2 separate regions of the Homo sapiens genome follow, and region 2 is linked to region 1. The links are chromatin loops, found by intact Hi-C in ENCODE. Cell type or tissue: IMR-90. All regions are shown on one strand. Each heading gives the region's core, and the rest is flanking DNA. Links, peaks and the distances in the headings are about the cores only. Region 1 holds the start of LINC00523 (long intergenic non-protein coding RNA 523). Region 2 overlaps MEG3 (maternally expressed 3).

The links. Peaks named below come from ENCODE experiments on the same cell type or tissue, not always from the same donor. Only the 100,000 strongest peaks of a DNase experiment are listed, where the experiment ranks them.
Region 2: a loop joins it to region 1, with 4 times the contacts of the local background. A loop is called at or near these places in 12 of 110 quality-filtered maps.

What each region holds. Positions count from the first base shown.
Region 1 is chr14:100,655,445-100,671,406 of GRCh38, forward strand. It overlaps LINC00523 (long intergenic non-protein coding RNA 523), which reads left to right and starts at 1,824. Exons shown (of 2, transcript NR_024096.1): 1 at 1,824-2,266. RefSeq lists enhancers at 5,078-6,277, 11,154-11,655. In IMR-90, for the core only: a CTCF peak has its summit at 8,027; a DNase peak (open chromatin) is centred at 8,047.
Region 2 is chr14:100,834,662-100,850,623 of GRCh38, forward strand. It overlaps MEG3 (maternally expressed 3), which reads left to right. Exons shown (of 10, transcript NR_190993.1): 6 at 1-90; 7 at 1,075-1,218; 8 at 1,506-1,639; 9 at 10,797-10,872. Among named protein-coding and RNA genes, the nearest start is that of MIR770, 9.7 kb to the right of the region's middle. RefSeq lists enhancers at 4,657-5,418, 5,419-6,178. In IMR-90, for the core only: no CTCF peak of the experiment used is centred there; a DNase peak (open chromatin) is centred at 8,260; H3K27ac peaks cover 1,661 bases.

The sequences.
Region 1 (15,962 bases), core at 6,681-9,180:
TCCGGGTCTGTGGAGGACGGTAACCGGGGGCTGTTGTCCTTGGAGTCCCGGTCTGCCTGTATTTATCCTCCTCATTTAACTGAGGGCTGATTATTGTGCTGGGACTGGAGCTGGGCAGGCAGCAGTGCCTGGTGTCTCTGGCTTAATTACAGCTGGAGGAGACGGGAGCAATGAGGCGTGAGCTGCTGGTGACTCCAACACAGGAAACGCTCCTGCAGACGTCCTTCCCTCCTCATTTTTAAGAAATACATGTACAAAGCCTCCCCGATTGAAAAATAATGACCCCACTGGATGGTGACTTTTTGGGGGGCAGCAGGGTCTGCCCTCAGCCTAGCTTCTGGAGCCCCTCCTCACTCTGGTGCTCTCCCCTTTAGCCTCCATCTCCTGACCTCCTCCCTCAGCAGGCTTCCGACTGTCCCCTGGGCTCCAGATGGCAGGGATGGGTTTGGAGAGGTGGCACTGTGAGGTGTGGGGAGGCCTGGCTCCTGCTGGTGGTCCTGAACAGAGGCTGCCATTAGGGTTACAGGTGAGACAGATGGGCACAGATGGGCAGAGCCGATGGCTCTGGAAGTTCAGGGGGTGGCCCAGGGTGGCCCATCTTGCTGGGGCTGCAGTTTCCCTGGGCAGCTGGATGTTGGCTGGCAGCACTGGGCAAAGAGGAGACAGAAGCACAGAAACGGAATCAGGCAGCCCAGCCCAGCCCTCTGTGTCCTGCTGCAGGATAGCCTCCAGTCAGGTAAAACAGGTGGTGGCTTCAGGACTTGCACAGACAGAGCATGTGCTATGTCACTGGGAAGGAGCTCACCGGGAGACAGATGGGGCCTTGGGAAAGCGGGTTCCTGCTGTGGAGCCTCAGTTTCCTCATCTGTGACACGGGGCTTTGGTGAGGGTTGCTGTGAGAATGAAGAGTGAGTGATTTGTGAACAGCCAGCTCACGGCTGAGAGGTGGAGAAAGAAGATGGGGCTGTTCTCTTCCCCAGCTGGAGTCTTGGAGGACAGCAGCTGCCCAGAGGAAATGGAAAGTTAGGTCCGAAGGCTGCTTTGAAATGGTTGGAGGCTGGTTACCCTGAACCCAGCTCTGGTTTGGCTGCTATCAGCTGGCTCACTGGTGAAAACCTCAGAGCTTTTTTTTTTTTTTTTGGTGGGAATTAGAGCCCATGATGGGTGCATGTATTTGGAAACCATAACACTCCATTGGCACATGCGAGAGTGGTTTGCGATGGAACTCAGTCCTCACAACACTGAGGAAACACAGTTGGGAGACTGAGGCACACAGAGAAGGTGGCTCACCCAGGGCCACACGGCAGGGAGATGTGGCAGCTCTGATGGGGACGTCCAGCCTGGTGGCATCTCAGCATACACAGTTAGGGGGTTCCTCTTAGAGAGAAGGAATACAAAATCCTGCGGCGGTGGATATTCAGACATGTGTGGAGTCCCAGCAAGTGGTCCATTCTATATTAGGCAAATATTAGAGACGGCAACGCAGCCAGGCCCTCCCTGCCAGGAAGTGTGGAAACCCTGAGGAATCAGCACCCGCTGTCACTCGAACCCAGGCCTGGACTCCTGCCCCAGTGCTCTTTCCACCAAAGCACCTTCCTCGAATGCACCCGGTTTCCTGGGAGTGAGCTTCTTTGCCACTGGAATGAACAAAAAATCCAGATGAGGATTTCAGGGTGGCTCTGCCCTGCCTGCCTCACACCGCCCTTTCCAGAACAGGCGGGGGAGCGCGAGGCAGGGCGGTTCTCGCTTGGAGACGGGTGGGTGGACTGGAGGGCAGAGGCAGGCTCTGGGTTCTGCACCCATTTACATATCCCCTGCGCACTGTCCGGAGCACTCCTTCCCTTCCCTGGTTCCTCAAGGCACGGCTCCCCCAGGCAGATGAAAGCTTAATAGAGTTTTGCGACATGAAAGTCAGTCGGAGGAAAGAGCCTTGAACAGTTGTGCGTGAGAGAGAGGCAAGCGCCCGAAATTATTTTACGACAAAGGCAGCTCTCTCTGCCACAGAGGCACAGAGGAGAAAGGAGCCCAGGAAACGGGTCATTTCTTTCGTGGAAAAATGGAAATGCTCTGAAGCATTTTGGGAGACGTGCTGTGAAGCAGGTGACACCAGAAGACAAGGACACTGGGGGCTCCCTGCCGGGAGGCGCAAAAAGCAACTCCCGTTCGAGGGTCAGAGGAGCCTGGATGCTAATGTCTCTCCAAAGTGACTTGGAGCCAACTGCCGGAAAGGCCATGCCCTTAGGAGCACAGGCAGGTCCCAGCTCAGGTGAGCCTGAACCTTCTGCCCCATCAGGAGGTTCCAGTGGGAGGAGCTCAGGTGGGGAGGAGTCGGAAGTCAGGATTTCATGCCTCCCTCATTGGCTCTGGGGTTCCCTTTAAGGTGGACACTCGGTGTGGGCAGTGGGAGGCAAGAGTGAAGCAGAGGAGAGCAAGCGTGGTGGTTTAGCAAAGTAAAGCAAAGTAAACCTGGAGGGAGCAAATGACTTTGTCCTGGGTGTGAAAGGGTAAGGCCCCATTGTAGGTCATTTATTCATTCAACAAACACGGGTTGAACTGTGTCTTGGGCTGGCCTCAGAGAAGCTCAAGAAAAGAAAGATGCTGTCATTGCCCCGAGGAGCCACTGTCTGGCATGCAGGCCAACTGTGACAAGCTGTGGTCCAGGTGAGGTGGGGTCTGGACAAGCCAGGAGGGGTTCACTGTGGATGAGCCAGGGAATGGGGAGAGGCCCCAGAGACGGGCTATGAAGACCAGTCTTGGGGCAAGAACAGTAGGTGGGGAGGGGAGGGAGAACCTTCCAGCAGGAGGATGCACCTGTGGCTAAAGCTTGGAGGTGCAGGGAACGCCCCCAAGCACCTGGGGCCACAGTGCAGGGTGTGGCCAGGACAGGAGTCCTGGAGCTGGACAGCCTGAGGGGCCACATGGTGCTGGGCTCTGTTCCCGGTGGGGAGGGGTGGGACTGTCCCTGTGGACAGCAGGGGGCTACTAGGGGCCCTGGGGAGTGGCAGTGAGGGCAGATACAGGATGTGGCCAGGTGGCGCTGGCTCAGGCAAGTGGGATGGGGAGGGGAGCAGAGGCTGCAGCCAGGAGGGCAAAGGGGAGGTGGCTAGGCCATGGAGGGGAGGAGGAGCATGGGGAGAGCAGCATTGGGGGAGCTCCAGAAGGCCCCTGGTGTCAGAACAGAGGGCAGACCTGCTCCTCCTCCTCCCTCCCTCTCTGCAGCTGCAGCCGGAAGGGCCTTGTCCCTGGGAGGGCTGCCTTGACTCCTCCCCTCCAGCCCAGGTGACTTCCGTGCCTCTCTGTGTCCTCCAGGGTGCTGGGCCCCTGGCCAGCCTGTGGCTCCTCCATGCCCCTGAGTGTGTGGGCAGCTCTGCGGGATGAGAGGATGTCAGGGCAGGGCCCACCCTGAGCTAAGTCCAGTTGTCATGGATTTTCCTTTGTTTATTCCATCTTGGGGTCAGACCTAGCCCAGTGCTGGCCAACCCAGCAGTTGTGCTAGCCCAGGACATATACGGGAGGTCTCATGTGTGGCCCGAGCCCACCCTGTCTCGGTCCAGGACTAGGAGGCTGAGGGTCTGGCTGGGGGCAGCATCCCTGGACAGTGGGTGTGGCCAGGGGGGCTCCTTGCCGGGGGATATGCCACAGAGCCCCGCTTCACCACTCAGGGCTGTCCCCGTCCAGTTGCAGGGGACCTGCAAAGTTTGCTCCCCCATGGGGACCTGCAAAGTTTGATGGGTCTGTGTGGGAGTCACTTGGCAAAAAGGGGACTGGCTCCTGCGAGAATTCCCAAGAGGATTCGAAATCCCTGGAGCTTGCCAGACTTCTGCTAGCTGGGGCCAGGGCACTGCCGTGACTCCTCAGTTCTCCCGCTAGGGAGATGGGGCTAAAAGTCTTGCTCTGCCCACCGCAGGGTCTTCTTGGGAGAATAAAACGAGGCCAAGCGTCTCCAGAAAGCTTGGGGCTTCTGCGATCAGGGGGTTGGGATGGAGGCCCCACAGAGCCAGTATCAGCAGAGCAGGGCAATAACCCACATTTCATAATCCTTGAACTTGGACAAACAGACACTGGGTCCCATGTCAGCAGGCCTAAGGCCGGAAGGGTGGCTCGCCACCTTCTGAAGACAGGGATCAGAGGCCCAGACAGGGATTCCGGGGCCTTGGGGCCCCAGCACCATGCCCGAGCTCCACGTGAGAAGATGAGCTCAGGCCTCCGCTCCCTCTAAGCTGGTGGGTGGGAATTTGGGATGGGATTTGTGCGAGGTGAGGAAAATTGTTTCTAGTTTCCTCCTTATGGGGCCTGAGCTGGGCCCCTGTGTCTACCACTGGGGCAGGCCTGGGCCCAGCTGTGGATAGCTGCCATGCCGGCCACTTCACCTCTGGCTCTGCCAAGCCTTGTCCCCGTGGGGCCGCCCTCCACCCCGGCTCTACTGTGCCAGAAAGGAGGCCCCAGAGGCCAGGAGGCACCTGGTCAGCCCACACCTACACCGGCCAAGTAGCAGGTGGACTTTTCACGTGGGAAGCCAGACCAAATCTCTGGGCTCCATTTTCCTGCTAAAGGGAAACAGAAAACCTGGAACCCATCAGTTGTCATTGGGGATGGAGGGGACAGAAGGGACAGGGCCACCTCAATCCTGTCCCTCGAGACCTGAGACAAAGATGTACAAGGTGTGGAGCAGGCAGCGGGACCAGGTTCACTCCCAGAAACCTGGGCTTGGTGAACTAGGGGAGCCTGAGGCTTCGGGGTAACCGGAGAGAACGAGAGAGCTTCCGCACAGTGAGGCTCGCGGCAAGTGCGCAGTAAATGTTAGCCCTGTGGCTGCCCTCCCCGGGACTCAGTTGACCCGTCTCGTCAAACAAAGAAGTCACTCAGAGCATTGGTTCACCCAGGTCCAGGGTGCTGAGAGGGCTGTTCTAGGGGTCTCTGGGTCCCCCATGCCTCCCTTCAACCAGGGAAACTCCCTGAAAATCTATTCTACATTTTGGGCTTCTGGATAAGAATTCACGGGAATAAAGGATCCCACAACTAAAATACATTTTGTAAAAAGGCTGGTTTGGAGACGCATGTGCATACAAAGGGCAGCCCGCAGCCCTCCTGCTCCAAGTCTGTTGGCGGAACTTAAGCCCAGGCAGCCTGTGTGCAAGGGGAGGGCAGCCTGGCTCTGTAGGAGATGGCTGGTTTCAGGGTGGCCTTGACCTTACTATCACGGAGTTCAGTGACCTCTTTGCAGACCTGCTCTGGGCTCAGCTGGGATTCCAGGGACTATCAGCAATTGGAGGGGAGTGTCCCTCCCCACTGAGAGAGGTGGAGAAGGACAGGAGCAGACAGCCCTGCAAATGACTCATCCCTGCCCTCCGTGCCTCAGTGCCCTCATCTGTGAAATGGGTATAATAGGAGTGTCCCTCTTCATAGCGTTGCATGGATGAAATGAGATAATGCATCTAGAGCTCTTAGTGTGGGCGGCCTGGCATGTAGTAAGTGATCAATTAATGGTGGCATGAGTCACTGTTACTCATATTATTATTCATATCGCAGTGCCCTTCGGCTTCTTCAAGAATGTATACTGAGCTGGCCTCACTCCAGAGTTGTTTACTTGTGCTTGTCTTCACAAGGTAATTGAGAAGAGGCCAAAGAGAGCAAGGGCCAGCCCTCCGGCCGCCTGCTTCCCAGGCCGGACTGTTTCCTTCTCCAGGGCCACCTCTGCAAACTCTTCAAAAGAAGCAAGGTCATACTCCCTAGTCTAAGCAAAGGAGGAAACCAAAGGCAGCTTTGATATGTCAGCTTAGGGAACAAGCTGACGGCACGGATCACAAGCGCTGGGTTCTGCCTGAGCAAATGGCTCTAAATGACGTACTTCAGGCTCTCCTCTTAATGTGCTGGGTGTTTATGATTTTTTAAGAAGTGCCTCATCAAAAAAAATGCAATAATGATGCTCCTAACTTAACAGCAGCACTTTAGAAGAGATGAATTATTCACATCAGAGATGAAACAGGGACTCTACAAACTGGGCCAGCTGAAGCAGTCCCTTTCCCGGGAACTATTTTTATCTTTTTTTTACAGTCTTTCATCTTGGGAGACACGCGGTTCGCAATGTACGGGGAGCCCATTGCTTGGAGCCCAAGCTGGCAGGATGTCAAACCTGAAGTACTAGGCGTCTTGGAGCTTCTGCCTGGAGTACGAAATCCGAGGAAACTGAAGTGTGGAAAACGGGGCAGTAGCAATGTGAATGAGGATGATTGAGGGGTGCTGGGGACTCCCTGTTTCTTAACCTTGGAGGGCTCTCAGAGGCATGCTTCTCCATCGTCGACCCAGGGCACCATGGAGCTATCTTGCCCTTTCTTTTCCTGACATCCAATGATTCCCCACCTAATAGTGCATGGAGCTCTTGGGAAAGAGTGTATAGATTCTATATGGTGTGCATGGAGCAGCTGGCCCTGAGGAAGGAAGGGATTTCATTATTGCAAGGCTCAGGGGCAAGTGTGGACTAGCAGGGTCCCAAACTCTACAGGCCTTGACAGTCCAACATTGTCACACTCAACACTCGCCCATTTGCTTTAAAAAGCACCCTAGACCTGCACTCTCTGATATAGCAGCCATGAGCCACATGGGTACTGAACACTTGAAATGCAGTTTGACCAAATCGAAAGGTGCTGTGAGTGCAAGCAGCATACGGGACTTCAGAGACTTAGTACAAAAGGAGAATGTAAACGATCTCGTGAAGATTTCTACATCGATTACACATTGAGATGATAATATTTTGAATACATTGGGTTAAATAAAATATATTGTTAAAATTAATTTCACCTGGTTAAGAGCCAGGTGAAATTTACTTTTCAAAACATGTTGCTAGAAATTGTGAAATTACTTATGTGGCTCACTTTACATTTTTTTTTTTTTTTTTTTGCCCAGGCTGAATGGAGTGCAGTGGCGTGATCTCGGCTCACTGCAACCTCCGCCTCCAAGGTTCAAGCGATTCTTCTGCCTCAGCCTCCTGAGTCGCTGGGATTCTAGGCACATGCCACCACACCCGGCTAATTTTTGTATTTTTGGTAGAGACAGGGTTTCGCCATGTTGGCCAGGCTGGTCTCGAACTCTTGACCTCAGGTGATCTTCCCACCTCGGCCTCCCAAAGCGCTGGGATTACAGGTGTGAGCCACTGCACCCGGCCTCACTTTACATTTTTATTGGACAGCACTGCTCTAGAAAGGGAGCTAGGAAGATAGTAAGTAGTGGCTGACTCTTGGTGGTGGAATTACAAAAGCCTTTCCCCCCTCCTTTTTTAAAAATAATTTTTCTGTGTTTTTTAAGCTTTGCAGAAATGCCACAACTAGCCATTCTTGCTTTATATCTGCAAAGGCACATCTATTATTATTTTTAATGACTCTCAGAGCTTGTTGGGAAATGGGACTGAGTTAAGCAGCTTCCTGGAAGGATCAGTGTCAGCAACCATGCTGTGGGGAGAGTCAGGGAACAGCAAGAGTGTCGGGGGCTTTGAGGACTCCAGAGATTTGAACTGGGCTCAGGGTTCAAGAGCTCAGGTAGGAACCAGAACCCCAGTGAGGGGTGATGGGGAAGCTTATTAGTGAGACACAGGAAGTGGCTCCAGTGATGGCTTCATGGCTTTGGCCTGGTGGGGCCTCTTCCGGTGTACACAGCAGGAAGCTGTGCTCTTCCTGATGGACGTCAGCTCCTATCTCTCCTGGGGAGTGGAGGCTGCTCTGGAGTGGGGCCAAGATCGGGAGGCCCAGGAGAGAAAAGGGCCTGCAATCTACCTCCCAGTCAACAAGATGCTATAATAAAAACATAGCCAACTGTCACTCAGCGTTTATTACGGTGCCAGGTGCTGCTTCACATACTTTCCATATTTTAACTCATCTATTCCTGAATTGCAATCTATGAGATAGGAACTATTATTGTCCCCATTTCACAGATGAGGAAACAGGTGCAGAACCGTGGAGTAACCTGCGCAGGGTCTCCAGTAGAAAAACAGGCCCTTGGTCAGATGAATTTACCCACTTCGGCCACCAGGGGCGCTGTTGGCACAGCTTGAACTCGAGACCAGCGCTGTCCAACGGAAACCGAACGTAAGCCACATTTCTAAAAAGTACACAAGAAAAGTGAAATTAGTGTTATATTTTCTTTAACTCGGTATATCCAAAATAGTATCATCTTGGCATGTAATCAACACGACATTTATTAGATACTTTACTTTTTTTTTGTTAGACTGTGTCTCGAAATCCAACATGCTGTTTGTACTTAAATGCACTTTAGATGTGAGTTCCATTTTAGGCACCCCGTAACGATATGTGGCTCGTGGCTGCTGCATTGAACAGTTCAGCCACTAAAATCAAAGAACTAGCCCAGGATGGCGAATTGGTCCATCCAGTCTACCAACCCTGATTGTTGGTGTTGGTGCTTGGAGGCATGCTGTGATTGATTAGCAATGTCTGCTGTGAACGTGGAAGGGGCACTGTGGGAGGGTCTGTGTCTCCTGTATACTGACTGATCATGAGCCATGCCAGCACAGTGAAAAGAGACCTCTGTATTCCTGTGGGTGGTCGTGCACCAAGGGTTGTGGTGACCTCCCCCTCCTCTGCCCTCCTGTGGTTTTTACTGTGTGCGGTGGGCCAGGCTCCAGGTATACTGATCCTGGGTCCTGTGTTCACATTCCTGTGCCTCTGTTTTCTGGCTGTGACTCCAGATGAGCCACTATACTTCTGCGAGCCTCAGCTTCCATATCTGAAAAATAGGCGTAATAACCACTACTTAGCAGGACTGCTACATATATGAAGAATTGGCATTCAATAGACATAGAGTAAGTGGTGGCTCCCCATTCTTCCTCCTGCTTCCCCCCCACTCTCCTCAAGACAGACTCAAAGTCTGTCCTCACCCAAAACCCTCTCGGGAGGCAGACAGCTCCTTACTGCGCCTTCTTGGCGATCTCTCTGCCCCATCCAAGGCTGAGTGAGGCCTCCTGCTTGCTGGCTTCCTGCAGTGCCCCTCTGCCGGCCCCTTCTGTCAAGGCCAAGGACCGACTCAGCCCTCAGCAAGCTAGCACAATAGCCCTCCCCATCTCTGGCTCCAAGTGGGCTCTCACCTATCAGACAGCTGATGATGCTGAGACACTCTGCTGGTTCCATGGTTTTTTTGTTTTAGTTTTTTTGAGACAGAGCCTTGCTCTGTCACCCAGGCTGGAGTGCAGTGGCTTGATCTCGGCTCACTGCAACCTCCACCTCCCTTGTTCAAGCGATTCTCCTGCCTCAGCCTCCTGAGTAGCTGGGATTACAGGTGTGTGCCACTATGCCCGGCTAATTTTTTTGTGTTTTTAGTAGAGACAGGGTTTCACCATACTGGCCAGGCTGGTCTCGAACTCCTGACCTTGTGATCCACCAGCCTCGGCCTCCCAAAGTGCTGGGGTTACAGGCATGAGCCACCGCACCTGGCCCTGGTCCCATGTTTTTTAATAACCACCCCCCTCGGCCACTGTAGACAAGGACGTTCTCTTCCCGGCCTCCAGTTAGGACACTGGCTCTCCTCCAGCTCAGCATGCAGAGGCCTCCCATGGCCTGTGCCAGTTAGCACCTCTCCCAAGACACCTGGGGCCCCCTTCTGGGGAGGAATTTACAATCAAGCAACATCTGGCAGAGAGTGAACTGTAAATGGTGAACACGCTGGCGAGGCAGCGACTCCAATTAGGAAACAACTAGATTTCTCTAAGTATGATGGGAAAGTAATTCTCTGGCCAACAGAGTTTAATCAGAATGTTTTATGCAAGACGTATCCCTGACCCTGACAAATCTTCCCCTTCTTGCTGGAAATTAAACAAATACATTGTCAGCGCGGATTCCGATGAGCGCATAAACAGATGTGGGCTGGTACAATCATGAAATTGAGGAGTTTCAATGACTGAGACGAGCAAGAAACAGGCTGGAAGCTCTGCTGTGTCCTCTAGGCTTTTAGCCATTCCTGCTGTGTGCTGGGGGCCCCAGGAAAACAAAGACTTTCTGCCTTGTCTGTGGCGTCTCTCCATACCCCACCCCCAAAGAGACATCCTTTTCCTCCTTGTGACCCTGTAGTCTAAATGGCATCCTGAATTCCCTTCGGTTCCAGCTCCTGCCACCCTGCCCTGGGAGCATTTGCCCCAGCATCTGTCTCCCCTGGCAGGCCGTTCTGATGTGTCTTCACAGCCCTGGCATCCGGGACAATGCCTGGCACACAGCAGACCTTGAACAACTGTTTGCAAGAGGAAGAGAGGGAGGGCGGGAGGGCGAAGTCCGGGGACTCTGCCTTCCAGGAGGTTCCGTGATCAAAAGCTGACTTGCTTCTGAGTCTGTGGAGCTGAGCTGCAACTCAGCCAGGCTGCAACTCTGTGTGAGGCACTGTTTACTGACCAGGAAAGTGGGCAGAATGGCAGGTGGTTGCTGTGAGAATTACTTAAGGCAGTTGACTCATCTGGCACAGAAGAGGCATGAGCTGGTGGTGGTGGCAGTCGGTGGCTCACACTCCATGGGAAGCAACACTCACTGTGCCGAGTGCCTTGGTGGCAGTGTCGGGGCAAAGACAGAAGGAAGGCGGGAGAAAGACCAATGGTTCCATCCCAGAGGAGGGTGCTACTGGGCTGGCTCTTGAAGTCCCAGAGAGGTGACTCACCTAAAATCTCTCAGAGGGGGACGTTCTCGGGGCAGCCTGGCTTCCCCAGCGCCTTCGGAACCTAACACCTGGGCTTTCCCCCTTGCGCTTTCCCAGGCGCTTTTGGTAGCGTGTAGGCTCATGGACCCTTACCCAGGTCTTCTCATTGACTGTGGAAAATCACCTGGAAAACTTTAGAAGATTCTATTCCCCCAGACCAGCCTTGGAAGTTCTTGTTCAGGAACAGCAGGATGAACCCTGCCTCAGGGTTTGGGACAAACTGCCCAGGTGTGGACCATCCATTTAGCAAATGACTGTAAACGGTAGTGCTTTAGTGACTTGAGCACTCAATGGGATCCAGACAGACAGAGCAGGTGAGAGAGGACTGAGTGGGTCAGAGCCAGCCTGGCCGAGTCCCTGCTCTCCACTCTCCAGCCCTTCCCACTGTGTTCACCTGGGGGCAGGGATTTCCATTGCACAGGGAAGGAATGTGCTGTGCCCAGGGACACCTCCCCCATGGATCCCCATCCAAGGACTAGAATGCTGCCTGGCCCCTTGCTACAGCGATCCCGTGCTTTCCTTTCTCTTTGAGTTGGTACTGTTATCTCAACAGCCTTGGCTTTCTGGGTGAAGATCAGCAGCCATCCAGGCAGGCATTGCAGAGTGATAGATTCTAGGGTCAGACAGGCTGGTGCCCTCCTTATATTATTGACAAAGAAGAAAAAGAGCTCAGGGACAGAGTGGACCCCCTCATCATTCTGGCTTTGGAGATGTGAGACTGTGCTTCTCCTTCTCATGAGACACAGGGAAGAATTCAGGGGGATAAGTACAGACTATGCCAGTAGCTCAGACAGTCTTGGCCTGCATCTCCAGGCGTCCAGGGGGTTGTGAGGTGGGTGGAGCTGGTGAAAAGTGCTGAGGTCGCCCTCATGCCTCCCAAGCCTACCTCAGGCATCTTGGAGAGGGGCTGCAGAGAGCTGACGCCTCAGCGGAACACCCGCGGTAGTCCCCCAGCCCTCAGCCTTCACTCCCCTGGCCCTACCTCTCCCAGGCTCTTGGCCCCCTCTCTCCAGCCGCCTGTGTGACTGTAGCCACCATCACGGGTCTGAATAGCACATGGCCTTCTGGGAGGCGAGTGGGGCTTGAGTCTCTTCATTTTACAGGTGAGGAACGTGAGCTTGGGGAGGCAGAGGACAAAGCCTGGCCTGCAAGACACTGAGCTTCACCTCTTCCAGGAGGACGACATCATCACCATTTCTCAGATGAGGAAACTGAGGCTCAGAGAGATGCAGTGACCCACCAAGGCTGAGTGCAGGAATGTTGGCCCTCAGCATCCACCCTGGGCCCTGCATTGCCCTGGTTGTCTATGTGGCCCCAGCCCTCCTGGGCCATTTTGATCTGTTTTGTGCATTTGGGGCACGTGTATGAGAGCATGTTTGGAGAACTATGCTTTATAGCAAGAAGGTTTGAAATCACCAGACTCAGCCTTTCAGCGTAGGAGGGAGACTGAGGCTGGAGAGGGCGAGGCAGGAGCCTGGCCCACATGCAGGGCCGGGAGTCTCCCTGGGCAGCAGAGGGTCTGGGCAGAACATGGATGTCCATACGGTTATTAAGAAGGGGTGGCTGGGCACCCTGCCCGAAATGTCCTCGGTCACCCACTCACGTTCCAGGAGGCAACTGGGCCCCGGGAAGCGAATTCTCCAGGCCTCCTGAGGAGCATTCATTAGCCACGCACACAGATGGAGAGCAGCGGCGCCCGGGAGGCCGGAAGCGGCCCCTCGCTGCTCGCCAGTGGATCAAATGTTCCCTGGCTGGGTGGACATGGGTATTAGCCCTCTCTTGTCCCCTAAACGCTGATGCCTGGTCTCATCTCGAAAAAACAGTCCCTGTGGCAGTGCCAGGCAGCTGGGCTCTCACGGAGGGGGCCGCTTGGCCTCAGGACCCAGAGCAGCCGTGGCCAGATCTTCCTGTAGTCCATGCAGCTTCCCCTGGCCACCTGGCCAGTTGTGACCACACCTGGGACACCAGGCATGCACAGTGGGCCTGGCCTGGTGGCTCGCCCCAATGCTAACTCAGCGGCTGGCTGGGGTCGGAGGCATGAGAAGGGGCAGTGGTCTCTGGCTTCCTGGATGGAGTCTGAGAGGCAAGGAGTGCCAAGAGCCCTGTCCAGTGCAGGGGGAGATGCGCACAGAAGACAAAGAGGAGGCAGACCAAGATGGACAGGGGCAGCGGTGAGGGGTGGGCATGAAGGAAGCTTCTGGAATCAGGCTGAGGAAGGGAGGGGGTCAACTGCTGGCTCTTCAAGAAACCCTGCTATAGCTGATCTGTAAGCTACGGACCACCCAGCAGCCTCACACATGCACACAGGTGCACATGTACTCACACCATCTACCCTCACACACACCTGCGCACACACTCATATGTTCCCCCATGTACACACAGTCCCAGGCCATGCCCTGAGAGGAATGGGCTGTGTCCAGAGCCACTGGGGGCAGAGTCCAGTCAGCACATGTCGGGGAGGCAGGCAGGCGTCCTGGTGCACAGCCATGGAGGCAGCCTTCCCTGGGCTAGAATGCCTTGGAACCCCCGCCCCGCACCCAGGCACCCAGGCATGATGAGGCCTTCCCCTGGCACAGCACAGGCTGGGCCCAGCAGAGCTGAGCTGGGCAAAAGTGATGCCCAGTTCTCTGTGCTCTGCTCCATTCATCTGGGCTGGGTCTCAGGATGTCCCATCCCCCAAGTTCCCCTGTGTCTGGGGTTCCTAGGTTTGGGTTCTTGCCCACCTGCCTCTCTGCCTCAGGAGGACGGAGTGGCCGCATGAGGAGGGGGCTTTGATTGGGGGTCTGGCTGTGACCGGTGCTTTGCTTGGTTACTGATCATGGGACCGCCAGCCTCAGCCTACTTGTCCTTCTGTGCAGGCATCTCCTGAGCACCCAGTCCCTGGCAATTCAGTCTGGTGAACTGGCTGCAGAGGCTGGGCTGAGGCTTCTGTGCCCCCGTCTGTTTTAATGACTTCCTCTAAGGAGGTTCAGGCTGGCTGCAGGCTGGCTTCCTCTGACATGAAGGCGTGTCCTTCTAGCAGGAGGTCACTGGGGGGCTGTGTCTTCCCGGGGTCTTCATTCCCACATGGGGCCCATCCCTCGAAACAGTTAATGGAGGCCTGCCAGGTGCTGGTGCTGGGCTGGCGTTGGGGCCTTCACACAGGAGGGCGAGCCTGAGACCCTCTGACGCACTCCTCCTTGCCTCGGCACAGCTCCAGCCAGGGGGACTGAGGGAAGGCTTCCCAGAGGCGGTGACCCTGACATTGGGTTCCCAGGAGTGAAGAACATTTTGACAATCAGCAAGGAGAGCGTTCCAGACGAGGAAGCTGCATGTTGAGGTGAGGAGGAAGGCACGGCCCACAGCCCTGGAACTCTGGGAGCTGGGGCTCTTCTTAGGAGCCTCCTTGAGCACTTTTAAGCCTGATAAGAGCTATGATTCCTGAGGGCTGAGAGCACTTAGCTTTTACTCCTGCGTCCTCCTACTGAGCACAGTGCTGATACCAGTATCAGTTGAATACGCGAACGTGCAAACTGCCCCACCCCCGCCTTGCTCCAACACACACACACACACAGACACTCTTGCAGAAACAAATGTTCAATGCTGGCTGACATACAGCGACAGAAGAACAATTGGGGGAAAACACTCCTTCCACTTCACGATCTTCGCACACGCTGTCTGCCTGACGGGGACACTGTGCCATGCCCGCCCCCAGTCTGTTCTCAGGGCGTGCTGTGTCTGTCTTATTCCTGCGGTGTCCCTCCTGCCATGCACAGAGCTGTCCATTGGTAAATATTTATTGCTTGAATTCATGTGCTCCAAACACAGAAATATGTGCTGCATACCATTTAGTAAATGAAGTTGCTAAAGTGAATGTCCACACGGGGCTCCTGGCTGATGACAGAAGACTAAGACAAGAAAAGGGGAAAAGTGGGGCAAAAACGCACCAGGCTTCTGTTCAGCAATGTGTCTCCACTTAGAGAAACGGCCCCTGGCTGCCTGTCTAAGCCACTACTCCTTGCTCAGAGAACAAGAAGTTCCTTGCCTCTCTGCACATGCGGAGCAACCCTGAAGCCTCAGTTTCCCCATCTGCAGCATGGGGACAGTGAGGAGCCTACAGGGTTATTGTGAGGATGGGTCATAATAACATGGACAAAACACTCAGCGTGGTGCCTGGCACAGAGCAGAGTCCTGGGAGTGGTGATGCTCGTGGTGGTAAGGGCCACCCACCTGGAACCCAGAATGTGGCTCTTCCAGGGATGGTGGCAAACCTTTGGCCACCTTGGCAGTGATGAAACACCAGCCTTTGGTCTCTGGCCAAAAACTGCCTCTCCGGGGGCCTACCCCATGCCTGGCATCCTGAACTTGCTCTTGGGCTATTTAGAATCAACCTGATCCCTCTTATCCACCCAGACTCAGTTTCCCAACCTGGTAAATTGGGGCCAGTTGAACAGGCTGACATTCCCTGACAAACAGCCTGTCGTTCTATTGCCGCCTGCTACAAGTGCACCTTTCACTTTCTGCAAACAAAACAAAAAATAAAAAAAACCTCTGCTGCTTCCTGGCATTCTTGGGGCTCGCTCATCCGGGGGTGGACCAAGGGTGGGCCTCTTTTCAGGGATGCCGGTGCTGTGACCTCCCCCAGGGCCCATCTCCACTGGGGCAGCTAGAAGGGGAGAAGCCGGCTTGAGTTCCCACTCCCCACGCGCCTGCCACTTCCAGCGCAGAAGCAATTTGCTTTCATTATGAAGGCCATGGCAGAGTCTGTTTGCAGAAGGACTAAGCTTCTCAGCTGCCTGTACTGCGGGGAAAATTTTCCTTAATTATTTTTTTATAGCCTAACTTTTGTGTGAGAGGGTTTGTTATTATCCCTGCCTCGCTTGAGAGTCATAAGCCCGCAAGAAGAACCATAAATAAAACTTTACTTAATATTCAAAGTCTGTACGATGAGATGATGGATGGGGGGTGGGCAGGCGGCCCCCCCACATTGGCGGAGGTGCACCCGGCTTTCTGCCGGAAGGCAATTACTTTCAGCTCCTTGTAATCAGAACCGCTTCCTACCTCTGCATTTTGTTTTTCCAACTTTCTCATTTAAAACCAGGCTGGGTGACATTGTATCCCATTTGTATTGTGTCAAGGGAGATTACTTGGGGCGCTGCTGTGCCCAGGGCCACTGGGATGGCAATACTTTACCTGAGAATCCACCTCTGAAACATTGAAGCACGGCGGCAGCAAAGGCAGGGCCATGATTTGAACCCCAGATTCTGAAGCGTGGGGGACAAATGCCTGGCAGTGGAATT
Region 2 (15,962 bases), core at 6,710-9,209, 180 kb after region 1:
GACCAGCCCCGTGTCTCCTCAGGGTGTCCCAGCACCAGCCTGGCACAGAGTGGGGCTCAGTTAGAGTATGTGGGATGTTGGTTTCGCCAGGTGAGTGAATGAAAGGACTCGACCACCACAGCTGAGCCACTAGCTGGGCCATGCGAAGAGTTCTAGGTGCAAAGGCTGGAGGGTGGAATTCATTTTTGAGAGGTGTGTGAGCAGCTTCCGACCCCTGCCCCATTTGAACGGGGGCCTTGCTGGTCGCGTCCCTGCATTCACCCGCGCGGCCATCCCGTCATCCAACAGTTGATCCTAACTGAGCACGCCCACGGCCCTGGTCTGGCCTGGGCACCGGCCACCGTAGCCCATCCCTTGATGGCCTCTGTGTCCCCAGGAGGGCGGGCCGGGGGGTTGCCCAGGGGCTGGAGCAGTGGACTGTGGCTCCATAGAGGTAGGCCGGAGGGTGTGAGGGCAGATTCAAGCTATCCCCAGGGCTCTGCTCTGGTCGGAGCCAGCCCCTTCTCCCTCTCTGCCTTCCCCGCCCCATTCCTGATGCTGAACTGTTCTGGACCCCTGGCCCTGAGTCTCTCAGGACCAAAGTGGGCACGGGAACAGCTGTAGTGTGTGCCCCCCCGGGCTTTGGCCACAGGTCTCCCTCTCGAGGTGTGGTTGTGACTGCGACCCTTCCCTTGCCGTGATGCCTTCCTCCCCCGGGGCTTGGTCCAGCTCCTTCACTCTCTAGCAGCTGCTGGGGCCCACCTCCCATGCCGAGGACCAGCAGGGGAAACCTCCAGGGAGCATCTGCAGGCTCTGCTTCTGCCCGGCTGCTGGCTTGCTCTCCCTGGTGGCTCTCCAGCGGCCAGCTTCCTCACCCACCCGGCACTCCGCTTTGCTCTGTCTCCTGAGGTGGGCCTGACCAACCTCCCCTTCTCTGCCTCAGTCCCTGGGCTCCAGGGCTCAGCTCCACAGCCCTCTGCCTAGCAGGCTGGTTCTCCCTGCCAAGCCCATACCTGTGGTCACCTGGCCCTCCTGTGGTCTGAGTACCACTCCCCTGCCCCAGGAGCCACTCCCACTCCAGCTGCCTGTTTCCAGCAGGTTCCCAGTGCCCCCGACAAGCCCCTGCTGGTGTCTCCATCTCCTGCCAAGCATCCTCCAGTGCCTCCTCCTGTGGGCCTGGCCTCAGGGCTATGGACAGACTCCTGTCCCATCCCAGAGACCCCTCGTGATCGTGCCCTGGTGGGTGTTGCCCCCGCCTGCCTTTGCCTCCGCCGTGGCCCTGAGAGTCCTGGGCTCTGCCCCGCCCGGTCCCTTGCTCCCCACTCAGTTCTGGATTTGGGGCTGCCCCTAACCCAGCCCGTTGCTGCTTTGCACCTTTTCCTGTCATTGGGCATCCCCCAGTAGTCACCCCACTCCACCGAAAAGTAAACTGCAGGTGAGGCCGTGCCCCGAGTCTTTCTTCGGTGTGTTTGGCTTTTCCGGGGCGCTTGCCTTGCCATGATTCTAACTCTCTGCCCTTCCCCAAGGCACGTGGGCCGTGGCCCGGCTGGGTCGGCTGAAGAACTGCGGATGGAAGCTGCGGAAGAGGCCCTGATGGGGCCCACCATCCCGGACCCAAGTCTTCTTCCTGGCGGGCCTCTCGTCTCCTTCCTGGTTTGGGGTGAGTTTCTTGCTTTCTTGAGACCCAGGATTTTATTAGGGTCAGCTCATGTCTCTCCTCTCTGATCAACAAGAGTGTCAACATTTAATTTGGGGAGGAGGCACCCTGCCAAGGTGAATTCTCTTCACATCAGCCCCAGGGGTCTGGGGGCCGGAGAGCTGCCTGGAGTGGAGACCCTTGCTATACCCAGCAAGCATGTGTGGGGGTCCACCCTGGCTGATGGCATGCTGTGGGCCGGCGACGGTAGGTGGGGAGTGTCCACCTCCACTCTAGACCCCCGAGAGCGGCTCGGGCCAGGCACTCAGGAGCCCTCAGTACGGCTTTGCTGAACACATTGCAAAAGGGATCCAGGGGGCACTTGCCCTGCCCACACCCGGCCCAGGGACCCCTTCGGAGAGGAGGAAATGGGAATGCTTGCCTGCTCCTCAGCTAGGAAGACATTTCTTTCCACCAGCCATGGTAGCGTCACCCCCTGTGAGAACCGTGGTTTCTCACACATGAGGCTTTGATAATGTCCTTTAATCAAATAGTGGTTTTTGAGCAAGTTCTTCTCTTTCCTCCTTTCCTCACCCCTGAAATTGCAATGAGACGGGAATGTTTTTGTTTGTTTAAATAAAACAGCAATGGTAGAGAAGAAGAAAGCGGGATTGGAGCCACACAATTCACTCGAGGACCCATCATTTGTTTATTTGTGTTTTACTAATTCAAGATGCAGCCGGGAGCCGTCCAGGGCTCGGGCCTGGGGTTGTTCTGGGGCGCCTAAGGCTGGGCTTTGCACTAAGGACCAGAGGGTCTACTTGGGTGCCGTGGAGCACCCATGCAGCAAGGTGGCTTGCACAGCAGCCAGGCGAGGTGTCGTCGAGGGCGGGGGCTCAGGGTGGCATGCTGGACGGCCATGCCAGGCTGAAGTTTGGGCTGGCAGGAAGAGAGGAGGCTCAGCTGAGGCCACTTTCCTTTCTGGGGGTCCCAGGGACTGAGTCTGTGGCTCACTCAGGGCGATGGGGTGTTTTTAGAGCCACTGCCCTGGGAGGCAGTGTCAGGATCCTGGCACCCCTCATATATGACGCCCCTGGGGTGGCCATTGTGGTGAATGAGTGCAGTTAGACTTCCCAGAGAAGCTGGGTGGGCGCTGAGAAAGGTCTGAACCGTGGGGTGAGGCTGGCTCCATTCCCCCAGACATTTATGGAGGCTTGAGGGGGCCCTAGCACTGTCCTTGGCCCAGATGCCAATACTCCCCTCTGGACGCCCACGAATGGGGTCTCTGAGAAGGAAGTGGATGAACACAGCTGCACGCTGGGTGGGGCCCAGCCTCTAGTCCTCAGCCATGTGCACGCATCAGCCCTTGTGCAGGCCTCCGCCCTCCGCCACCCCCCACCCCCGGAGTGTCTCTGGTTTCCGACGCAGCCTCGTAATGCTCTTTAATCAAACAGAGGATTTGGAGACAGCTCTCCTGCAGCCCTGCACTTCTCCCCTGAAATTGAAATGGGATGGGGATATTATTTTTAAACAAAATCTGGCAGCGTAGGCAGAGGGGGCAGAGGCGCTCTAACCTGGGGCTGTTGCCTTTGTCTGCTTGTTTCTGCTCTCTGGAGAGCCCCAGAGCCTGGAGAGACGGGGAGGGGAGTGTGTGCCCAGGGCTAAACCCAGGGAGGGGGCCCAGGAAGGCTCTGCCCCGTGACATTTACTCCAAGGCTAGCATTTGCTGAGCCACCTGCAAACACAGTGATGTGGAGAAGAGGCCCGGGAGGGGAGGTTTGCACAGGGGCAGGCTGCTGGGGTCCTGGGGGGATCCTGTCCCAAGCTTACTAGAATGCATTCGAGTAACTGGTCTGAGCCAGATGCCCTCAGCTCTTGGACTGGTTTCTCACGGACATCTCAGGACTTTCCCAAGGTGGACTAAGCCCAGGGACAAAGTCAAAGTGAAGGCCAGGGGCACACAGGAGAGGCCCAGATAGGACCAAGCTTTGGCAGCCCCTGGCTCTCAGGGGTTGAAATGGAACCCTCTTTGCACTGAGTTGTATTTCAGGTACTCATGAGTGTTTCGGTCTCAGGCAAACACATATTTGGGGTTTTGTGTGTCATTAGGTATAAAATAGGTAAAATATGCCACGTTCTCAATGAAAGAAGTTGAAACGTGACTTACTACGTCAGCCTTGCTGGTGATCTTCTCGGGAACTGCCGAAAGGCCACTAGTAAGTGCTGAAAGACATGATCATTTTCAGGAAAATTCTATTTTGATGGATTGGCCAATGCCTGAGCCATAGCGGGTGGAGATGAGACCCTGACTGACTAGGCAGTGAGCCACAGAGGACCCTGTCACATCAGCGGAGGGCGGTGAGGGGTCTCTGGCCATTTGTCATCGTGCTGATTCCTAGGGGGCTGCCTCTAGTGGGACTCTTCTGGGTGGGTGCAAGTGTCAGGGTAAAGACGGCGGTCTGGTCTGGAAACTGGCTCTCCTCTCGCACCTGCCCGCCCTGGGTGGTTGGGAAAGGAAACCAAGAGGGTAGCTCAGGCCTGAGCTCGTGGAAAGGAAGAACATGACCCCTCATTCGCTCACTCGCCCCCACATTCTCTCACCTGCGAGTTGCTCATTGCTGCTTTCAGGGCCCCTGACCTCATGCCTCCTGAGTTGTGATTCAAACCCCAAATGAATTTCCAAGTACATTTCTCCAAATAATGTCAAAACCTGGCAAGACTTAAGGGCAACAGGATGCATGTGTTTCTTATTCATTCATTTACATAAAATAACTTAAGTGTGTTTTTTATGAGCAATCTGACTTCCAAAAAGAATGAAAAGGAAAATCTACCCATCTTTAATGAACTTGCTAATGAATTTTTCCTTGCAAAGAGGAAGGGAGCTTCCTACAGAAGGGGGTGTGGAGGGAGACAGATTCAGGTCCCAAAGGGTTAAAGGGCAGTGGACAATGCGGAAGCCAGCATTGTGAGCTGCAGTGGAAAAGCCCTGGGTCGCTGGGAGTGGCTTCTTTTTAGGAGACTGGAATTAATGAGTTGTGAAGTGTCCCAAGGACTGGTTCCCCCTCCCTGCTGTTTCTCTGAGCCCTGTCCCCTCTTCCAAAGGAGGAATAAGGAGGTCTAGCTTCGTCTCCCATCCCCGATTTGAGCAGATGGAAGAGTCTAGAAAAGAGGTGTACCTTTTGAAACGAGGCCTCAGATGTGGGGTTCCTGGTCTGGAAAGGGGAAGGATGAATCTGGGGTAGGAGAGGGTCTCGTATGGAGCCCCATTCAGACAGGGCAGTCCCACACCTGGGCTGCCCACAGGTTCTTGGGGGAGTCTAAGGAAAGGGGAGCCACAGAACAGGCTTGCCTCCTTGGCATGGATTGGGTCAGTGTTTCAGAGCCAGGAAAGGTGGGAGTGTGGGGGGCCCTCGGGGCTGATGAGGGCGTGCAGACCCTCCCCTCCCACCTCCTGTCCCAGGAGCCCTGCAGACACTGCAGCAGGAGGGCACTCTGCCAGAAGAGGGGTTCCAGCTCCAGCCGGATCCAGCAGACATGGAGAGACCCCTTATCTTTGCCAAGACGAGCTCTGCGGTGCCTGAGAGGCCCGTAGGTCTGGAATTCTAGGGCCTTCTGGGTTTGAGTCAGGTCCTGAGGCCAGGGCCTGGGCCCTGATCCTCACCATGGAAAACTGGTCACTTTACTCAGGATAAACTGTGATGAGGACTTGGGACATATCTCTGTCTGTCCTCTCAGCTCGCGTCACCCCTGAGCCCTTGGCGATCGTGGGCGGCCCGTGTACAGAGCAGGTGCTGGGTCACTGGGGCCGCCGTGGGCCTCCCAACATGAGGGACTGTGTGTGAGAGAGGAGTTCATTAAGGGAGAGGATGGTGGTGAAGGGTGTAGCCATGACTTTCTTAACTGCTCTCCAATTTCTTTGAGCTTAAAAATAAATCCAGATGGAGAGTTCTTAAGTCCCCTATCCTGGGAGAAAGGAAGGCTGCCCACCACCTTCGGCTTGCCTCGACTCTGAGCAGTGAATAGGGTCTTTGGCAGGGGCTTAAGGAGGAGACTCTTAGCCTGGGAGCTCCCAGGGCTGTTTCAGATGGAAACAAAGGCTCAGGCCGAGAGGAATGTGGGGGAGCCCCCCGTGGGGAACAGCCACCTGGGGATAATTGGGAGGGCTGAGCGCAGATGAGTTTTCCCAGGTTCTGTGAATGCGCCCTTTCAATGGAAGGTGCCTTTTTTTCCAGATGAAAAGAAGAAAACGTCAATTACCTTCCCCTGAAACGGAGTGTGTGTGTGTTCCCTCCCAGGGGTTGTGTGGGGCCCCTTGCCCTTGTGTGTGTGTCGGGAGCTCCAAGGCTGCACAATGACGCACTTAACCAGCCACTGGGTTCGCGCGACCCTGGGATGCTCACGCTCTTAGATTCTAGGGCTTGATTTTGAAAGTTTCTTAGCAAAGGGGAATCAGAGTGATTGAGCCTGTAAACAAAAATTTGATCAACCTGGGCCTGATGCCTGAAATATAGCCAAAGAGACAGAATGGGGCTGCGGGGAGAGAGGTCCAGGATGGAAAGTTGGGGAAGGAGGACAGTCGGGGGCCAAAGGCTGACCGCATGTCTGCGCCGGCCTCCGCGCTCACAGCTGGGCTGCTCCTTCTGCCACCCCAGCCCTTTCTCTGGGCCTTCCTGGCAGTGGACATAGAGTGATTCCCTACTCAGGAAGTTGGCGGTAGGGGGCTCAGAAATCCACAGGGCTGTTGTTTCACAGTTAGCCAGGAGAGGAGGGGGTCATGGTGGCCCGCAGGGATGGTGGGCAGCTGCGAGAGAGGGGACGCTTCAGGTTAGAGCGAAGCTGTTTGCACCACCACTGCCCCAGACTGCCGTAAGGGTAGGGCCACTCCAGAGGCACCAGGGACAAAGTCCCTGCCGTGACAGGAGGGGGGCACAGGTCTCAGTCTTGGCTGGTCACTGACTTTGCTGCTGCTGGCTTCTGAGCCTCAGAGAGGTCAGCAGTCTTCCAGAGACCTGGTTAGAGCCTGTGCTCAGCCCTGACTATGGGTGTGACCTTGGCCCCTGTCTCCAGCCCCTTAGGCCTCAGTTTTCCCGTCTACGAAATGGGCGAGTGCAGGCCCATGGTCGTCCGAGTGGCTCGGGGTTTCTTCAGGCCTCCCTGGAGGTCATCTGTCGTTTGTTTGCTGGGTCTTTGGAGTTGTTGGGACTTTGGGGGTCACTGGTCCGCTGCCCCCTCTGCTTTAGAGGTGGGGAAACCAGCGATCCCAGAGGCCCGGAGCCTTGCCCGAGGTTGCACGGTGAGCCGGCAGCAGGCCCTGGAGGTGAAGCCCCTGCCAGTTGCCAGCTCCTGTGTGACCTGTGTGGTCGGGGGGGGTCACAGTCACCGGTCATTAGTGTGGGTCAGAGCTCTTGCCCAAAGAAGGTTCCAAGGGGCTGCCCCATGAGCTGGGATGCAGGGATCGTGTTTTATGGGGCATTATTCCAAACAGGCAGGCTGCTGGTCTGGTCTGGAACACCTTTTTGGTCTGTAGAGTGACTCTTGTTTAATGAGACTGGACTTGTGGCTTCAGAACCAGGAGATGTTCGTTCCCCCAACCCCCGTGGCTCACCTTGTGCCTTTTGGGTCCTGAGACCCTCGCCAGCGCCTCTGTTGGCACGGTGGCCCAGTCGGCTGAGAACTTCCTGAAAAAGCCAACAGGATGACAACTTCTGGAAAAGTGATCATCACCCGCCTGCACTGGCTGCCCATCTTAGACTCAGCTTTGCCAACATTCCCAGCTATCTCTGTGTGCTGCAGTGTGTAGTAATGAACAGCTCACAAAACCTCCGGCTGGGCCTGCACCTGGTTATTACCGTGGTGGGCTGCAGCTTTTGTTTTGTGACCTTGGTTGCTACAATACCTGCGAGCTGAAATGAGGAATCGAAAAATTGCCAGCTTCAATTAGACGGGCAGACTGCTTTCCCAAGGCTGCCTCCGCCACTCCATCCATTAACGGTAAACAGGCACCAAATAGGCCCTAATTCTCTCTAATTGCCCACTCCTGAAGCAAAGAGGTGAAATTCCAGGAAGAGGCGTATGTAAACATCCTCTGTAACCTGACCAAGTAAAATTAGAGGGCTGATGGGGGCCTGCGAGAGAGAGGGGACATGATTTCAAAAGATGTCCCAATTACCTCTCCTATTTTCATAAATGGGTCTGTAATGTCCAGGGCCCCGGCCTCACAAAGGTACAGGAAATTAGCTCTGCAAAGAGCTTGCATTTGTCAGGGGAAGTTGTAAGGGGGTGGTGTTTACTCAACAGGTAGGAAGTACGAGATCTGAGGCAAGACTGATTATTTGTGTAACGACGGGCTCTATTTCTTGAGATCAACATTTTAATAAAAGTCATCCTTTTAGGTCCTTTTGTGTTTGAAACAGCCATAAGTTGTTTATACCAAAGACATGCCAGATCAGTTAGGTGCTGTTTGCCTCCAGAAAAGAGGAACTTTTAAAATCCTAAGATGCAGAGCTAGAGTTTTCTAATCCCATTAAGCTGTGGAAGATGTTTTTGGAGTGTTCACCAATGCTTTCTGCGTGGGTCATGAGCTCACTGCACGCACTTATGAGGTCTTCCATCAAATGCTTGTGACAATTACTCCTCTGGACTCTATAAGGAGGCCTCGTGTTTTTCTTTGGTTCCAGACAGTGACTCATCTCTGCAGCTTTTCTGACATTTGTTAAGATTCTAGCCCAGCACTGCGTTATTAACACATCACAGCAAGCCCAGAGCTGGCACACGCAGCTTTTAAACCAAGGCACGAATTTGCTGGGGCTTCTCTGTAGCAGAGCAGCCTGCGGTCTGCACACAAGAGTTAATTAAGGACGGTCAGGGACTCTGAGGTTTCATGGGGTCCCTGGAGCAGAAGCAGGAAAAAACCCAGATGCTCCTTCCTGCTTCTGATTTCTCCGCTCCTATTAAAAACACAAAAAAGAACAAAACAAAAACAGCCAAACAAAGCACCCGCCTCTGATTCCTGCGGGAAATGGCAGTGCCTTTGGTCGCGCTGTGTGTTCTTGGCCTGAGTCTCGTTGCCACCTTAGGACGTGGCGATGGTGAGAGGCCACCCCAGCCACGCACAGTCTCGGAGGGAGGGTGGGAAACGGTCTCGAGTGGTGGTCAGTAGATAATGGGTGGTCTGGCAGCCTTTAGGTAACCGAAGTCGGCCCCTCAGTCACCCATGCACTGATCATTGCTTCACTAACACTTATTTTAAGACTTGTTGTTTCTTGGTTATCAAATTAACCAGTTATGGCAGAACAGGGTTTATGAAGGGCAAGGCCAGGGAAGGAGATTTTAGGAAGATTTGGAGGCAAGAAGTGTCCCCAGTGCCCTGGCCGGGTCTTGGACATCCTGGCTGGAGACATGACTAGGAATAGAGAGGCAGAGGCAGCAGGGGTGGCCCAGATGGCAGGGGTGGGTTGGAGAGATCCCTGAGAGGCCTGAGGACAGGCGGCAGTCTTGGGAGCCCCTGAAGACCTGCAGTGGGGCAGGCAGCTGGAGTCAGGTGTCTCCCGGGACCTGTTTTTTTTTTTTTTTTTTTTTTTTGAGACAGAGTCTTGTTCTGTTGTCCAGGCTGGAGGGTAGTGGCGCAATCTTGGCTCACTGTAATCTCTGCCTCCCACGTTCAAGCGATTCTCCTGTCTCAGCCTCCCGAGTAGCTGAGACCATAGGCACATACCACCACGCTGAGCTAGTTTTTAGTAGAGACGGGGTTTCATCATGTTGGTCAGGCTGGTCTCGAACTCCTGACCTCAGGCGATCCACCTGCCTCAGCCTCCCAAAGCGCTGGGATGACAGGCATGAGCCACCCCCCTGGGGCTGGTACCTGTGGTCTGTGGCTTCTGCCTGCCCTGGTGCCCCCACATCTCTCTCATGGCCTTTCTGTTTCCTGGGTGGCTTTGTGGGGGTGTCCCATGGTCTCCCCCTGGCTTCCTGTCTCCACCTGTGCCTAATCCAGGAAACGGTCCCCAGAGATGGTGTTTTCAAACAGACCTTGGCCCTGTCCTCCTGGCCCAGCCCCTGGCTGCCCTATCACCTAGCTTGCTGCGTTGGTGGGACCTCAGCTGTCACAGGCTACCTTTCTATGACGCCTCCTCACCTTAAGTAGACTCTGAACAGATTTTAAAAGCCATTCATTCAACACATTTTTTAAATGAATAAACTTTTTTTCTGTGTAGTTTTCAGTTTACAGAAACATTGGTGGGAAAGTACAGAGAATTCCCAGATCCCGTCCCCACCATCTCCCCTGTCATTCACACGTTGCCTCCGTGTGGTGTGGTCTGTTTGTTCCGATCGATGGAACGACTCTGATACATGATTAACTAGAGGCCTTGGTTCACATCATTAGGGCTCACTCTTTGTGGCGCACATCCTGTGGGTCTTGACAAATGTGTCATGATACGTGTCTGACATTGCTGAAGTCACCTTTTCTTAAAGCTTAACATTTTGGGAGTATTCTGAACTATGTTTGGCCCAGCCTGCTGCCCGATTTTTATAAAAAAGAAAAAACAAAACAAAACAAAAAAACAAGTTAAAACGTAAGGCAGATCTTGACACTGAAGACTCGATGTGCCTGGCCATGGTGCTTCCCGGGGCCTACTGCACTGTGAACAAAATTGCCACAGTGGAGTTGTCTGTCCAGGCACACAACGTGTGTGCCATGGTTTTGGGAAACGCTGCCCATTAATAGCCCTGCAGCCCTCTGTGGGCTGCCCTCCCGGCCACACCCCGCTTCCCTGGTCTCCTCCAGGGCCAGCCATCCTGCTCGCCGACCTGGGCACCTTGCTTCTGCCAGAGCACAGGTTCATGCCCTGTCTTCAGGGCCTGGGCCACCCCCGTTTCTCATCTATGCAGGGTCCTAAGCCTTTGGGTCCCACAGAGCACGACTTCGCTCCGTGAACAGCACCAACCCAAGTCTGTTCCATGTCTCCACACCTGCCCCTTCCGCTCCATAGGCAGCTGGTGGGTGAGTGGAGTCAGGAGAGAAATGCGTGGCTTCTCCAATTCCACACTTGCTGGAGGTTGGGGAGTCTCTGCTCCAGGCCACCCCTGCCCGCCCCCCAGAGCTGTTGTCCTCATCCGCCCTCCTCCTCCTCGCCGGCCTGAGTGAGGTTCTACTCTGTGACCTAGTGCCTTCTTGTTACAGCGGAAGCCATCACCTGGATGCCTACGTGGGAAGGGACCTCGAATGTGGGACCCCAGCCCCTCTCCAGCTCGAAATCGTAAGTGGCTGGAGTGTAAAGAACACACATGTGGCCTTGCTGCTGAGGGTGGGGCCAGCTGCCCGGAGCACACCGCCAGGCGGACCTCGTGGAGGGGCTGGCGGGCACTGGCCGGGGGTCTGTGCACCGGGAGGTGGGTGCCCATCGAGTCAAGCCAAGTGCAGACCTGGGGGCTCCTGTTTTCTAAGACAGGAGCCCCCTGCCTCCTTGTGTTGTCTCTGTGGCAAAAGAATTCTATAGGCGGGCTTCAAATGTCGGACCCCAAAAGAATTTCTTCTTTTTCACTCTTCTAAATGAATGGCTCTTTCATTATTGAGTCTCCCTTTGGCTCTTGTGCCGCAGGGCAGACTAGGATGGAAGTGCCCTGTGAGCTGGGGGGCCCTTCAAAGGGCCAAGGAGAAAACGCAGGCCGAGGGACCAGCCTTCCAAATGGGCTTCAAGCTCCAATGACCTCCGCTCGCCCCCTCGAAATGTCTGGAAAACATAATGGGCAGATTTTCTGTCTTCAAAGTTTCCGGCTAAACCTCTTCAAGTTCTTTATTGTTTGGGACTGAGACACTCAGCCATGTTAATGGGTAGTTTCTTTTGTATTTGCCTTGAAAGGCCAAAATATTTTTATATTGCCACAGACAAAGCCACCTATTTAAAAATGAACTCCATGTCCGTCGTTTCCCACCAGGAGACTATGTACCATGTGTGTGTCTCTATGTATTCTGGGGTCTTGAAACAGGTTTCTCATGGGGATGGTCATTCACCACGGTCCAGAGGGGCAGAACAGGCGGCGCTTGCCTTGCCCAGGGGGCCTGGGGAACGTGGGCCCTCATCTCAGATCTGCCCCCAGTATGTTTAGGACGCGAGCCCCAGAAGGATCTGGGAGTAAACTTAACATTCACTGTGTCTCTGCTCTGCATCCGCCATTTGTGTGTGTTTCTGGACTGTGGGCTGTGTGTACCTTGGTTGGTGACTCAGTGAGAAGAAGCAGGAATGCCAAAGATACTGTGAATGTTCTGAGTTTTGTTGCTGTTGTTGTTGAGAGGTTGTTTCACTGGTATCTATTGCATTGTATAATAAATGACCAGATGAATGAATGAGTGAAGCAAGAGAGAATGAATAAACAAGTAAATAGGTAAAGAAGTAAGCAAGCCAGGATGAGAGTGTGTGTACACAAGACCATGGTTCATCCGCTTTGATGGCTAGGCAATCAATATATAAATAGAAAAAAACCAGTGAATCACTAAGTAATAGGGCAACACACAAAGCGATATCAGGTGATTATGGACTAAGGGGTATGTGTAACTCAAATATATGCCTCTGACATTTGACAATGAAAAAGAACCTAAATGAAAGAAAGAATGGATGTATGAGTAGTGAAGTGCAGAATGAGACATAGATTTTGAGGCCCGTCAAAATGAAAAGATGCAAGTTAGGGAACAAGTGATCAAAAGGGAGAAGGGAAAGGTTTTTTTTAAAAAACCAAAACAACAAAGAAAGGTTAAAAAAAAAAACAGACTAGAGGATGAGTAATGAGTAACTCTGTAAGGAGGACCATGTCAGACTATTGTAAGCTAAGCATTAGGACTGATACAAATAATATATGCTCCTGGCATAGAAAAATAAACCACAGAGAACGAGTTCAAAGAATAGCAAAGAAAGAAAGAGGACCCAGTGGGCGAAAGATGAGAGTGTACTTTTACCAAAAGTTATCTAAGCCTGAGCACTTGAAGTCTGCACATAAATAAATAAATGACAAAAGAAAGAAAAAAAGGCCAAAAAGTCTACATTGCGTGTGTGGATGGATGAATGAGCAGTGGGAGTGCAGCGCCAGGTGACAAGATGTTGTGAGGGGTTTTGAGTCATCCAGTCCTGGGCACTGAGGTCTGTTAGATGAAAGGATATGAGAAAGGTAATATTGGTAAATAAAGAAATAGGAAACAATGTAACAAATGTTAAGTACAGAAATACATTAATGGGTGGTAAATAAAGATGTAAAAGAAGGCAATGCGATCGATGGTGGCAAAAGATCATCACAGATTAAGGGCTATGGCTGGTCCACTTCTAGAAAACCACAGGCTGTCCATTAAATAATGAACATCTAAGTGAACAAGTCAGTGAGTACCTAAATAGACAAGGATGAGGTGAATGAGAAGACATGGCCCCATGGGTCCTCCTGATGAGGGTGTTGGGGTCCCCCCTGGGCACCCCAGCTGCATGAAAATGAAGGACAGGAGGTATGGAAAGCTATGACAGAAGAGAGAAAGGAACGGTAAAAAGAAATAACAACCAAATGGATAAATGGGTAGATCCACGAGAAGAGTTAGGCTAGGACTTGTCATAAGGGCACCTGACTCCACTAATAGAGGAATAAATGCCTAATAAAAAGAGAGCAAGCAGGAAGGAAGGATGCTATGAATGCAGGAAGGAAGTAATGAGTGAGACGTGGAACCGCACGGCCAAGGATGGACGTTTGCGGGTGGCTTTTTGATGCGTACAGCCAAGCCACTCCATGGCAATGAGCTCCGAAGACAAAGTGCAAGAGAGAATGAGTGAGAGAGTGAGAGAGAGAGAAACAATAAAAAATGGGAAGAAATGTAAAAAGGAAGAAAGGAAGAGAGGTAATATATTAAGGAATAAATACATGCATGCAGATTTAAGACAGAGCCATGCTAGAACAGGAATGAAAGGCTGTGTGAACCAAGCAGACCGCTTAATTGGCACCAGTGCTGCTGGTATGGTCAATCACCTACTCAACTAAGGAACGGCTCAAAGCATACACATGGGAGGGAGGAGTGGGGCCACAGAGAGAGGGCCCATTAGTTGCAGATTACGATGTATCCAGTTAGGTGCACCTGCCTTCGAGAAGTGTAAAAATAAGTATTTACATAGAAAGAAAGACTGAATGGATGCACGGTGAATGCATGAATGATTGAACGACAGAAAAGATTTGCATTGACCGATGAGGAGGGCATTGTAGACAGGGATGAGGGTCATTGATCCTGGGTGCAGATCTCCAAAAGAATGACAGAAAGAAAGAGGGAGTGGTGGAAAGAAACAATAGGATGGGAAAAAATGAAAATAGAAAAAAGGAAGTGAAAGAGATAATAAATAATTAGATCAAATAAGTTGATGAAAGGGGACTGGTTTAGCACAAGCCATCCACATTAATTCAAACCTGTGGCTCTGAAGTTTGTTTTTTAAATGACCACAAGTGTAAGACTGAATGAAAGAATAAATGCGTGCATTCCATAGGATGCAAGAAAAGGAGTGAGGAATGGGAAAATTGGAAGAACGAGAGAGGGAGAGATGTAAGAAAAGAAAGGAAAAGTGAAGTAGGCATATGAAAGAAAAGGCACTTCTTGGACAAGCACTGAAATATAATGAGACAGTTTTACCCATTAAATATAATAAACAGTAAACGTTGAGGTTCATCAATAAAAGCACAGATACCTGAATAGAGGAGTGACCTGAATAGAATTCGTTCAGCCGAACGAATGAGAATGGATGATTTTCACTATCCTGTGCACTCAAGGCCCAAAAGAGAAAGCAAGAGAGGAGAGAATATGGAAACGTATGACAGGATGTATATAAGCAATACAAACATATTGAATGAATAAATAAAGACATAAATATGTGGGAGAGTGGACCACGCAAGGACAAAAAGAGGAGAGAAGGCAGCAAGAATTATGACTAATTCAAAACTGGGTTCCTGAGATAGTTAAATAAATCCTGCACCAAATCCCCAGGGGGAGAAATTAACAAACAAAAGACAGCCCCACACGGACCAGTGTGCAGAAGGCTCCAGGAACCGCAGATTATGGTTAATCCAATTCTGTGCACCTGAGGTCCATAAATAAAAGAATAAGTATTGAAATGAAAGAATGACAGAAAGAATGAATGGACACATGAACGACTGAATTAGAAATGGAAATGCCTGGCACAGCCAGGAAGGAGCTGCCCATGGGATTGTCATTCATCTCACTCTGGGCACCTGAGGTCCATAAGCGTGAAAAGAGGCAGGAAGAGAAGTGTCAGGGAGTCAAAGATAGAGCTAAGGAAAGGCAAAAATGAAACTAAATGAAAGCGAAAGGGAAAATAAAGAAAAACCAATAAAAAAGAGAACGAATACGTGGGTGTATCTGTAAGAGTAGGATCTGTTAGGATTAGTCATAAGACTGTCAGTAATCCTGAAGATGGATGAGATAATCCAGGCCCAGGTTCCCAGGGGGAGGGAAAATGGAGAAAATATAAAAAGATGTGAAAAAGGAAAAAGGAAAGGTAATAAACAAACAACCAAAGTGATAAATGGATAGTTAAGGGAGGTTGTCTGAACAGGGATTATAATTAGTTTACATACATACTCCTTAAACAGATAAATACATTACACCTTTCAAAGAATAAATGAAAAATAGAGAGACATACCTGGCTCCAAAACAAGGCTGTATCTTCTGCCACTGTAATAAAATAGATGCAATTGAGGTTCATAAATAAAAGAATAAATACTTAAACGTGAAAGGTGACTAAATGCGGGGAAGAAAGATTGCAAATAAATACATGGGCCAAAGATGTTTGGTTTGCCCATGGAGTTTTAATTAAAAAAATTAATAAGGAAAACAAATACCCAAAATAAGGAAGACTGACAAATGAGTGAGTGGATGAGAGAGTGAATGGTGCTTGACGTAGGAGCAGTAGTGCTTTAGGGACCAGCATGAAGGTGGTGACCGGGAGCCCTGATTCATGGGATTCTGTCCACCTGACTTTATAAGAACCAAGAATGGCTGGGAATGGTGGCTCACGCCTGTAATCCCAGCACTTTGGGAGGCCGAGGTGGGCGGATCATGAGGTCAGGAGTTTGAGACCAGCCAGTTTGAGATCAGCCTGGCCAACATGGTGAAATTCCATCTCTACTAAAAAAATACAAAAATTATGGGCGTGGTGGCACCTGTCTGTAATCCTAGCTACTCGGGAGGCTGAGAGAGGAGAATTGCTTGAACCCGGGAGGTGGAGGTTGTAGTGAGCCAAGATTGCACCACTGCACTCCAGCCTGGGCTACAGAGCAAGACACTATCTTAGATCAAAAAAGAAAAAAAAAAAAA